Regions from separate parts of the Homo sapiens genome. Here region 1 is linked to region 2. A link is an interaction called in ENCODE POLR2A ChIA-PET data of the cell type or tissue named here. Cell type or tissue: PC-9. All regions are shown on one strand.

Region 1 (5,000 bases), 710 kb after region 2:
GATCCCAGCTCACTGGGATCCCAGGCTCCCAGGTTCAAGCGATTCTCCTGCCTCAGCCTCCCGAGTAGCTGGGATTACAGGTACGTGCCACCATGCCCGGCTAATTTTTGTATTTTTAGTAGCGACGGGGTTTCGTCATGTTGGCCAGGCTGGTCTCGAACTCCTGACCTCATGATCCACCCGCCTTAGCTTCCCAAAGTGTTGGCATTACAGGTGTGAGCCACCGCGCCCGGCCTGGCAGGGGAATGTCGACGCGTGATCTCTGCCTGGAGAGCACGTTCATGTTTCCCAGAGGACACTTTAGAACATGGCGCCTGGGTTTGGATGAACCTCAGCCTAAGAATCTACCTGCTCAGGATCCAGCGACGCTGGTGGTGTGGACTTCAGCTCTGGAGAATGGGTTATATGGAACCTGGGCGCCGGGAGGGCATTGCCACGTGCTTGCTGCTGGGGCTTCAAGAGGACCCCATCTCCTGTGGCCGAGACCCCGTGTCTCAAGGCACATCCCCTTTCGTACCCCGCCCCACCCTCCGCAGCTTCATGACCTCTGGGTTTCCCCCAGGACCTTCGCATCTGATGTTCCCAGATCCTTCCTGCCACTGGGTCCTGCTCTGGTGCCCCCCGGGGAAGCCTTCCCTGAGGACCCAGCTCAGCATCTGGTGCTAACTGTGGCTCATCGTGCACTTTGGCCCCCAGGAGGCTGTGGGCTCCTGAAACCCCTCTGAACCACGGGCTTCCAACCACACCTGACCCCCTGCGTGCCGACCCTGTGTGCAGGTGTACAGGTGTGCCTGGGGCAGGATGGCTGTGACGGCCTCACAGAGCCCGGAGAGCTGCCTCCTAGCTTCCAAAGCCTTCATTTCAGGAATCTTACCCTCTCAATTAGTCTGGAATGCTGGGGGCGGGGCCAGCTCCAGGTCACAGAGCGACCTTGTTTACCCAGACCTTAACATCGGCCCTTCCATGCTAATCAATGTAATCATTGTGGTCCATGCGGCCTCTGGAATGTGCTGTCCACTCCCTGGGTCAGCCAGAGAGTGTCAGGGAGCACCTACCGGCTGTTACCCAGTGCTGCCCTGACCTGGTTCTTCACTCTGCACATTTGTATCACGCCAGACCCTGGCTGGCAGCTCCAGGTGACGAGGCATGTCAGTGCCTTCCTGTTCTGTTCTGTTTTGTTTTGTTTTTTAAATCGGGATGAGGCCTTCCTGTGTTGCCCAGGTTGGTCTTGAACTCTCAGGGTCAAGCGAACCTTCTGCCTTGGCCTCATAAACTGCTGGATTACAGGCAGGAGTCACCATACCTGGCCCACTGCTACTTTCTAGATGAAGAGACAGAATCCCAGAGAAGAAGCAGGGGTTTGGCTGCTGGTCTGGAGCCGGTTCTGCTCACCTCCAGCTTCTGCCTTGGGCCGCCCTGTTCACACAGGAGCTGCTCACAGGCTGAGACCTCGAGCAGGGCCCTCCTAGAGGAACTGGGCCCCCGTAAGTGCCCTGAGCCGCCAGGAGCCGGCCCTGCGTCTCATCCCTATCTCCGGAGGACATTGGCTGCTAGCTCACCAGCTGGCCCCTGGGCAGGCTTGAATCATGACCTGGAACGCCAGGTGTCTCTGGCTCTACCCCTGGACCTGCACCCTGTCCAAGTGCCCCAGGGCCAGACTGTTTTGGTTGCACCCTCTGGACGGGCTACCCCCATGATGGCTGCTCATGGAAAGCTGTGGTTCTTAGGGAGCTGCCAATTCCTAGTCCTGCAGCCTGGAGCTCCTGGGTATAAGGTGGGGGCTCGGGCGTATTGGGGACTGGGGGTCTCAGGAAAGAGCCTGTGGGACCTGTGAACTCATAGCTGCTGGCCGAGGGACCACCTTGTGGCTGTCCTTCTCAGCTAGGCCTGGTCAGGGCTTGTGTGCAGGGCGGCTGAAGCTGTGGGAGGCCACACTGTCCACACAGTGCCCTGTAAGCCCACCGTGCCTCAGTTTCCCCGTCTGACAAGTGGCACAACAGAAGCCACTTCCTGGCACACAGCTCAGGGTCAGGGCCGACACAGCACTTGTGGGCTGCCGGGAGACCCGAGAGGCTGCCCCTTCCTTGCCTTGGCTGCCACGGGTGACCTGGCAAACCCCTCTGGCCGTGGCACCACTGGGGGTCTACCCTTGGCAGTCAGGGTTGGCCGCTTGGCTGGGAGCCCCTTCTCCTCCCCAGACACATCCTCTCCTTGGGGCTGGAGGGGGTCCTGCCGTCCCCGGGATTGTCGAGCAGCAGGAATCCAGGAGGGCAGTGCCTGCAGCTCAGATGGGGGCCAGTGGGCAGGGCCGATCCAAGGGTGGCAGGAAAGTGCCCATCACTGACCTCAGGTGGGGGAGGCCATGGTGTGTGAAGGAAGGAGAGCTGAGTGGGAGGTCTTACTTTGTCACCGCCCCTCTGAGTGCCTGCTGTGTGCAAAGGCCAGCGGGGGCCCTTTCTTCAGCTGGGCTCTGCCCAGACCCCTGAGCTCTGGGTGGGCCGGGAGGGAGACCTTGCTGCTCACAGAGGTGGCTCTGCCTGACCCAGCTCCCTTCCCAGGGCACAGTGGGGGCATAGGGTCGGCTCCGTCAGACATTCCGGGACCTGCGTCCTTCCTGGGGCCACACCCTCTACCCACTGTCCCCCACCTATTTACCTGTATCTGCGCCAGAGATGGCTGCCCAGATAAGCCCTGGTTTCCTCCCTTTCTGGAGAGGCTGCGGGGGCTGGCGAGGAACCCACCTGCGCAGAGAGTCAGGGGATTGCTCTGTGTGGAACGCAGGCCTCACCCATGCCCTGGAATCTGTCCCCTTCTCTGTTGCTGAGGGATGAGTCCCAGATCCCTGACCCTGCAGGGGAGCCCAGCACAGAAAAACTCTGAGGCCTCCACACCCTGGCAGCGCTGCTGGTCGTCTGTGGGGAAGGACAGGCCCTGGGAGGGAGGGGGAGGTGCGGAGGGCAGTGGGGAGGGTCAGGAGGAAGTGGGGGAAGGGCCACCCAGGCCCCGATGTGGGGGATGTCTCACGCGTGGGGTGGGGCATTCTCATCTCTGCTTGGTCTCCTGCCATGCTGGGGGTCGTTCACTGCGGACCCCAAGTACCATGAAGATGGGGATGGGATGCTGAGCAGCATCGGGGAGAACGCAAAGGCACCTCCCAGCTCACCCGCCCCCACCCCGCAAGCACAACCATTGCCATGGTGTGGGGACCGGAAGGCGGCGGCTTTGGGACCAGACTGCTTCTGCCTCGGGCCGTGCCGCTGGGCCTTTGGTCAGCACCATCGTGCCCTGCAAGTCACTCTTAGCCTGGTGCCCTCCTGGGCAGGGCAGTGCCACAAGAGCTCAGGCCCAGATGTGCAGGTGCCACTGTTCCACCCACCAGCAGGTCACCTGGGGAACCCTCCCCTCCTGCAGCCTCTGTGTGCTCATCTGTGAAATGGGCGTGGTGGAGTCACCCCTGGCTTGTGGGAGAATCCCAGGGGCTGATGCCTGCAGGACCCTGTGGGCTTTGCCCCGCTCCCTGGGCAGAGACAGTTCCCCCAGTCCCACCCACGTGGCTGTGTGCAGCAGGTGCCTGCTGACCCTCTGTTCCTGCACAGTCACCTTCTTCACAGACGGACCCCCACCCTGCCCTGCAAACCCCTCCAGGGGCTGCGGGCTGAGTGTGTCCGGGAGGGTGTCCTGACTCTCCACGCCAGCAGGTCTGAGAGCAGATGGCTGTGGCAGGTGCGGTGGGTGCCCAGCCCACAGCAGCCACCAGGCCTGCAGGACCCTGCCCCGTGTAGGTCAGATGAGCCATAAAACTGAGTTTCCTGGACACTGAGCTAATTAAACCTGGACACCGAGCTAATTAAATGGTCCAGAAGCTCCTCAGTGCCCCAGGCTGCTGGCCGGGCTCCAAGTAGGTGAGGAACATTCCGTTTACCTCCTGCTGCGTCGAAGGCGGGTGGCTCCCCTCGGGCCCCTGCCTGTCCCGGGCCCCCTGGGTGCTGCTGCGTCAAAGGCGGGTGTCTCCGCTTGGGACCCTGCCTGTCCTGGGCTTCCTGGGTGCTGCTGCCTCGAAGACGGGTGGCTCCCCTCGGGCCCCTGCCTGTCCTGGGCTCCCTGGGTCCTGCTGCCTTAAAGGCGGGTCGTTCCCCTCGGATCCCTGCCTGTCTTGAGCTCCCTGGGTGCTGCCTGCCCTGTGGCCACGTCCCACTGTTGCCTTTGGACAAAGCTCTCCTAGGGCCTGGGGTTCTCCCATGAGATGACAGGGGTTGGTTCAAAGGTCTCTGAGGTTTTTAGAGCTTTGTGAAGTGTTCTAGAATCCATTTTCTCTCTCATTGCTGGACAGAGAGTATAGACTGGGCTTTTTCTTGAGTTTCTCTCAACTCTTCTTTGTCCATGAGGCAGGAAGAGGGGCTTCCTCAGTCCTCAGCTTGGGGTGGATTGGGATGGACAGAGAACCGTGCAGGATCCCAGCCTGAGACGGTCCAGCGCCCCGGGGGAGCGGAGCCCGTGGCTCAGCCGTCTGTAGCCACGGCCGGGGTCACTGTCACTGAGGGCACGGAGGCCCCGCCGGCGAGGTCCGAGGTGGGCGTGTGGGGTGGTGGGCGCTGGAGGCAGGACCTCTGCTTGTGGAGGGTGGGCCAGGCGTGGACCAGGTGTCACGTCCGCTGGGGCCTTTGAGGGGCAGGTGGGGATTGGCGCGGAGAAGGAGTGAAGCAGCTGGGGTTTTGGGAGCCTGTGCGGAGCAGGCCCGGATGCCAGGGTGGCTGGTGAAGGTGGGCCTGGCCGGGCTCGGCCTCCATTGGGGGAGCCCCCCAGGTCCCCTCCCCACACAGCTTCCCCCTCTGTCTGCTGTCCAAGGCTCCTGTGCTGGCACTCTGGGGTGGTAGGCCATGCAGCCCGTGTGAACCTCCATAGACCTTGCTGTGAACGCTGCACGGGGCGTCTGGGGGCGGGCTGGCTTCCCCCCGTCCCCTGGGCCAACCTTGCCAGCCTTCTTCTTCCATAAAAGTGGG
Region 2 (5,000 bases):
GTGATGGCTGTGCCGGAGAGCTGCGCGTAGCCGGCTGCTGGAGGAGAGGACGTGGCCTGTACAGGCAGCTTCGCTCTGGGGGGTGACTGTTGGAGGGCAGCGGGGACGAAAGGGACACATTTGTATGATGCTCAGTTGTCAGCAGGATGTCCAGGTTGCTTTTTTGGAGGGCAGTGGGTCCTTGAGACCTTGAGACCCATTCTCTTTGGAAAGTAATGAGTTACCGGGTGGGGGCTGTAGGAGGATGTTCAGTTGTGGTGTGGAGGCGTCGGGTTGCTTAACCTCAGAGGGATCTTTTTTCCTATGAGTTGTGTAGAAGAGGATGTCTTCCATAGATTTGAAGGACGTTAAAAAAAAAACCAACCCCAATGTGGCTTTCCTTCTTTCTCACTAGGGTGATAGTCCGACGTGCATGTCTGTTTCCTGGACCCTGGATGTGAAAATGGGGTTCTTGAAGGCACTGGGAGTGTTTCTCTGCTGGCCCCAGAGGCCTGTGTGTGCTGCTGGCGAGGCAGCTGGGCCACTGTCACTGTGCCCTGACAACAACGTTGGGAACTGTTCCTGAAAGTGTTAAACAAAATTTCAGTTTATTAAGCGCTCCTCTCATTAAGCCATTGTTTTATTTTTCTTTTTTGATTTTTTGGGCTTCTTTTGAAGCCATAATAAATTGGAATAGAAAGAATACATACCAAGAAACAAATATTAGGTCTGATTTTTTAATTTTTTGTTATTATTTTTGAGATGGAGTCTTGCTCTGTCCCCAGACTGGAGTGCAGTGGCGTGATCTTGGCTCACTGAAACCTTCGCCTCCTGCGTTCAAGCAGTTCTCCTGCATTCAAGCAGTTCTCCTGCCTGCCACCACACCTGGCTGATTTTTGAATTTTTAGTAGAGTTGGGGTTTCACCATGTTGGCCAGGCTGGTCTTGAACTCCTGACCTCAGGTGATGTACCTGCTCAGCCTCCCAAAGTGCTGGGATTACAGGCATGAGCCACCGCGCCCGGCCTCTCCAATATTTTTATTATTAAAATGCTAAATACTGCCGGGCCCAGTGGCTCACACCTGTAATCCCAGCACTTTGGGAGGCTGAAGCGGGTGGATCACCTGAGGTCAGGAGTTCGCGACCAGCCTGGGCCACATGGTGAAACCCTGTCTCTTCTAAAAATACAAAAAATTAGCTGGGCGTGGTGGCAGGCGCCTGTAATCTCAGCTACTCGGGAGGGTGAGGCAGGAGAATCGGTTGAACCCAGGAGGTGGAGGTTGCAGTGAGCCAGAATCGCACCACTGCACTCCAGCCTGGGTGACAGAGTGAGACGCCATCTCAGAGAGAAAAAAAAGAAATTACGCGTGGTGGCCCATGCCTGTCATCCCAGCTACTGAGGAGGCTGAGGCAGGAGAATCGCTTGAACATGGGAGGTGGAGGTTGCAGTGAGCCGAGATGGCGCCACTGCACTCCAGCTTGGGCACCAGAGTGAGACTCTGTCTCCAAAAAAAAAAAAAAAGGGGAAATGACTTAAAGGTGATGGCTTTTATACTTCTATTGTGCCTGTTTTCTGAGATATAAATTTAACTAGCTAATTCTCTCGTGTTTTAAATAGTAGACAAAGAAAGACAAGACCAAAGGAGAACCTTTTTCTCTGTTTCTTACTCCGTCTGCTTTTATTAATAGATGCTCACGGTGTGGTCTTCCACTCACTTCCCCTTTCATCTCTGAGCTTAACGAGCTCCTCGTATTATAGATTGTTACCATATCATGTGTTCCAGTCTGTGCCCGTGTATAAACGTGTGTTGTGTGTTACGCGATACTGTGAGATGAGTCTGCCCAGAGGGACTCTGAAGTCAGGACTGTGTCTTTTCCACACCTCTCCACCCCAGCTCTCATCATGCCTCTGAGAGAACCAGATTCAGAGTGTGGTGAGGGGAGGATGAAGTGGTTTGGGGTGGGCCTTGGGCCCCCATCTCTTTGCTGGAAGTGTAGTATACCTCTAGGATATGTGTCCAAACTGTTGGCTGTGAGACCAAGGAGGAGAAGTCTTTTTTGGCAGGCTAGTGCCTGCGGCTTGAGGTCTCAGTGTCTGTAACTGCCAGGCTGCAGAGCCCCACCTGGCTGAGTCAGGAGTGTGTTGTAACCTGCCCACCTGCCCAGGCTGGTTAGAAGCAAGCGTAGGCGTTGGGTCTGCCTGTCCTGGTCCAGGCACCTCTCCTGGTTTGGCCAGGTTTTGGTTTGTATTTATTCCTGATGTTGATGTGTAAATGATATCGTTACAAAGCAGGTAGTTTGCTTTGCTATTCTACGAATAACCCAAGAACCTGAGGATAATAGGACACGTTAACAGTCTGCTAGTTGAGAGTTCTGTTTCTGTGACTTCAGGGGACATATGACCATCCCGATTGTGGTGGGTTATTAAGGCTGTGACAAGTCACAGGTGGCTTTAGGGATGTCAAAGATAGGCAAAGATAGGTTCATTTGAATTTGATTTCATCTTTTGAGAATGGGTTGGTATACCTGAAATTGGCTTTGTAGTTTTGGTATTTTGATGTGAGAAGGCATTGGCTGAATTTTTTTTGTTCTCATAATTTGCATATTTTCTGTGTTTTCTCCATTGTTTGGCTCAGTTGTTTTCTTTTTCTTTTTTTTTTTTTTTGAGACACAGTCTCGCTCTATCACTCAGGCTGGAGTGCAGTGGCGTGATCTTGGCTCCCTGCAACCTCCACCTCCCGGTTTCAAGCACTTCATCTGCCTCAGCCTCCCAAGTAGCTGGGACTACAGGTGCCCACCACCACGCCTGGTTAATTTTTAAATTTTTTTAGTAGAGACAGGGTTTCACCATGTTGGCCAGGCTGGTCTTGAACTCCTCACCTCAATTGATCCACCCACCTTGGCTTCCCAAAATGCTGGGATTCCAGGTGTGAGCCCCCGCACCTGGCCGGGGTCAGTTGTTTTCGTGTTCCTTATCCCTCTTTAAACTTGGGAGAGCATTTTGTGTTTCGTGGAGATATCACAGCATAGAACAGAATTTTGATTGTAATTGTTTGTTGTTGACTTGCTGTAGTACTGTTTTCAGACTTCCAGTGTGAACGATAAAAGATTATCTTAAAATTTTAGGAAAAATTATCTTTTGTGTGGGTAGTGAATAAATAATTAGCATTAATGTTACCGATGTCTTCTACCTAGTTCTTTATCAAAATTCTTTTCCTGACTGCAATATTTCATTTTAATAGAGAATAATTTTCATGTGAAACTGCTTGCTTTATATTTTCTTTCTGGTTGCTATAGAAACAGTGCAGCGTGGTGGGTTACGGGGCTTTCATGAGGGAGCTCTCTGGGAGGCAGCAGTCACCTGGTGATGAGGGAGGGGAATGGAATTGTCTTCTTTCACATCCCAGCTTGGCCACGGAGCCTCAGGAGCTGCATCATCAGAATGATTGGATTTTCTTGTCCCTCCAGCTTAAATGCTGTGGGCTTTGTTCTCCAGTGGAGTGGTCATTGCCTTTTTTCCTACCTGTGAGTTAGTCCATCTCTCCAACCCACTGACGACCCAAGAGCTCCCCAGCCTTTCTCTGCCCGTCACAGTCAAGAGGGTCTGTTGGAAAATTACTGACTGAACAACAGATGCCAGAGATTGCCCTGAATTGTGGAAGTCCCGGCTGCCACCCCCTTACTTGAGGTCCTCATCTCACTGCACCAGCAGGGGTGAGGAGAGGGCAGGGGTGGCCCTGCACAAAGCTGGGGAAGAAAGGAGGCAGCTCCCGGCCAGGCAGGGCCCAGCTTTCCTTCTAGATCATCAGCACAAATTTGCGTTTGAAGATTTAACTTACATTTTATTTTTTTATTTGGATGATACATGTGTAAGTTTTGGGATGTTATGCAGTGTTCTGAGGATTGACGTTGGTGGCATATGTAACCTTGAAGGCAGCATTTTGTTAATTATAAAAAACTTGGAATATAGTGATTGAGTATGAAATAATTGAAGCTGTGAGTTCAGTTATGAAGAACTTGGTCTCGGAGTCTCTCTGAGCTTGGGAGGCTGCCTTGGTCTCAGTGGGGTTGGCATCATGTGTGTTGGTGGTAGGTTGGAAAGAGCATTTGGAGTTCTGAAGAGTGACCTGTGCTGCCTTTCTGGCAACCAGTCATTATTTGTGCATGGAAGGAAGTAGCATGGATGAAAGCTTTTCTTTCAAATGGGATGATGTGTGGGGGTATATTTCTGGTCTTAAATTTTTTTTTTTTTTTTTACATAAGGTAGAGACAGGGTCTCACCATGTTGCCCAGGCTGGTCTCAAGGTCCTGGGCTCAGTCATTCCTTCCACCTTGGCCTCCCATAGTGCTGGGATTACAGGCATGAGTCACCATGCCAGGCCAGTGTATTTATTTTCTACTGCTGTGTAACAAATTGACACACAACACATTTATTATCTCACAGTTTCTGTGGGTTGGAAGTCTGGGCACAGCTTAGTGGGATCCTCTGCTCAGGGTTTCATCCGGTTGCAATCTAGGTGTTGGGTGGGACTGTGATCTTATCAGAGGCTCGAGTGGGGGATGGTGTGCTTTTGAGCTCTTTCAGGTTGTGGCAGAAGTTATCTCTTGCTGATTGTGGGACGCAAGTCTTTGTTTTCTTGTTGACTGTCCCTTGAGGTCTCCTCTTGACTCTTAGAGGCCCCCTGTACTTGCTTGGCGCATGGCCCCTTGCAGCTTGGCAGCTCACTTCAAAACAGCAAAGAGTCTTCTGCTTCAGTAGACTAAGTCTTACGTAACATAATGTAGTCATGGGAGTGACAGCGCAGCAACTTTGCCACCTAATGCAACCCAGTCAAGGGAAAGCCATTCCATTGTTTTCACCACATTCTGTGGGTTAGAAGCACGTCACAGGTCCCACCCGCCTTGCACTCCGGGCAAGGTGGCTACAAGGAGGCATGGACACTGGGTGGGGAGATTGCCAGGCTCACCTAGGGTCTGTCTGCTGGCCTGGGGTGTTCTTCAGAACCCTCATTCCCTGGATAC

Evidence for each region. ChIA-PET counts read pairs that join two places held together with the same protein. Peaks named below come from ENCODE experiments on the same cell type or tissue, not always from the same donor. Only the 100,000 strongest peaks of a DNase experiment are listed, where the experiment ranks them.
Region 1: POLR2A ChIA-PET joins it to region 2 with 35 read pairs; 1 of 35 experiments calls an interaction of 5 or more read pairs at or near these places.

Annotation. Positions count from the first base shown.
Region 1 is chr16:88,759,706-88,764,705 of GRCh38, reverse strand. All of the region lies in intron 1 of PIEZO1 (piezo type mechanosensitive ion channel component 1 (Er blood group)), which reads left to right. Among named protein-coding and RNA genes, the nearest start is that of PIEZO1-AS1, 19 kb to the right of the region's middle. RefSeq lists enhancers at 1-729, 831-1,125, 730-1,489. In PC-9, CTCF peaks have their summits at 838 and 1,091; DNase peaks (open chromatin) are centred at 885, 1,565, 2,705 and 3,875; H3K4me3 peaks cover 3,443 bases; H3K27ac peaks cover 4,266 bases.
Region 2 is chr16:89,473,695-89,478,694 of GRCh38, reverse strand. All of the region lies in intron 1 of ANKRD11 (ankyrin repeat domain containing 11), which reads left to right. Among named protein-coding and RNA genes, the nearest start is that of ANKRD11, 14 kb to the left of the region's middle. In PC-9, no CTCF peak of the experiment used is centred here; DNase peaks (open chromatin) are centred at 2,114, 4,374 and 4,804; H3K4me3 peaks cover 280 bases; H3K27ac peaks cover 4,211 bases.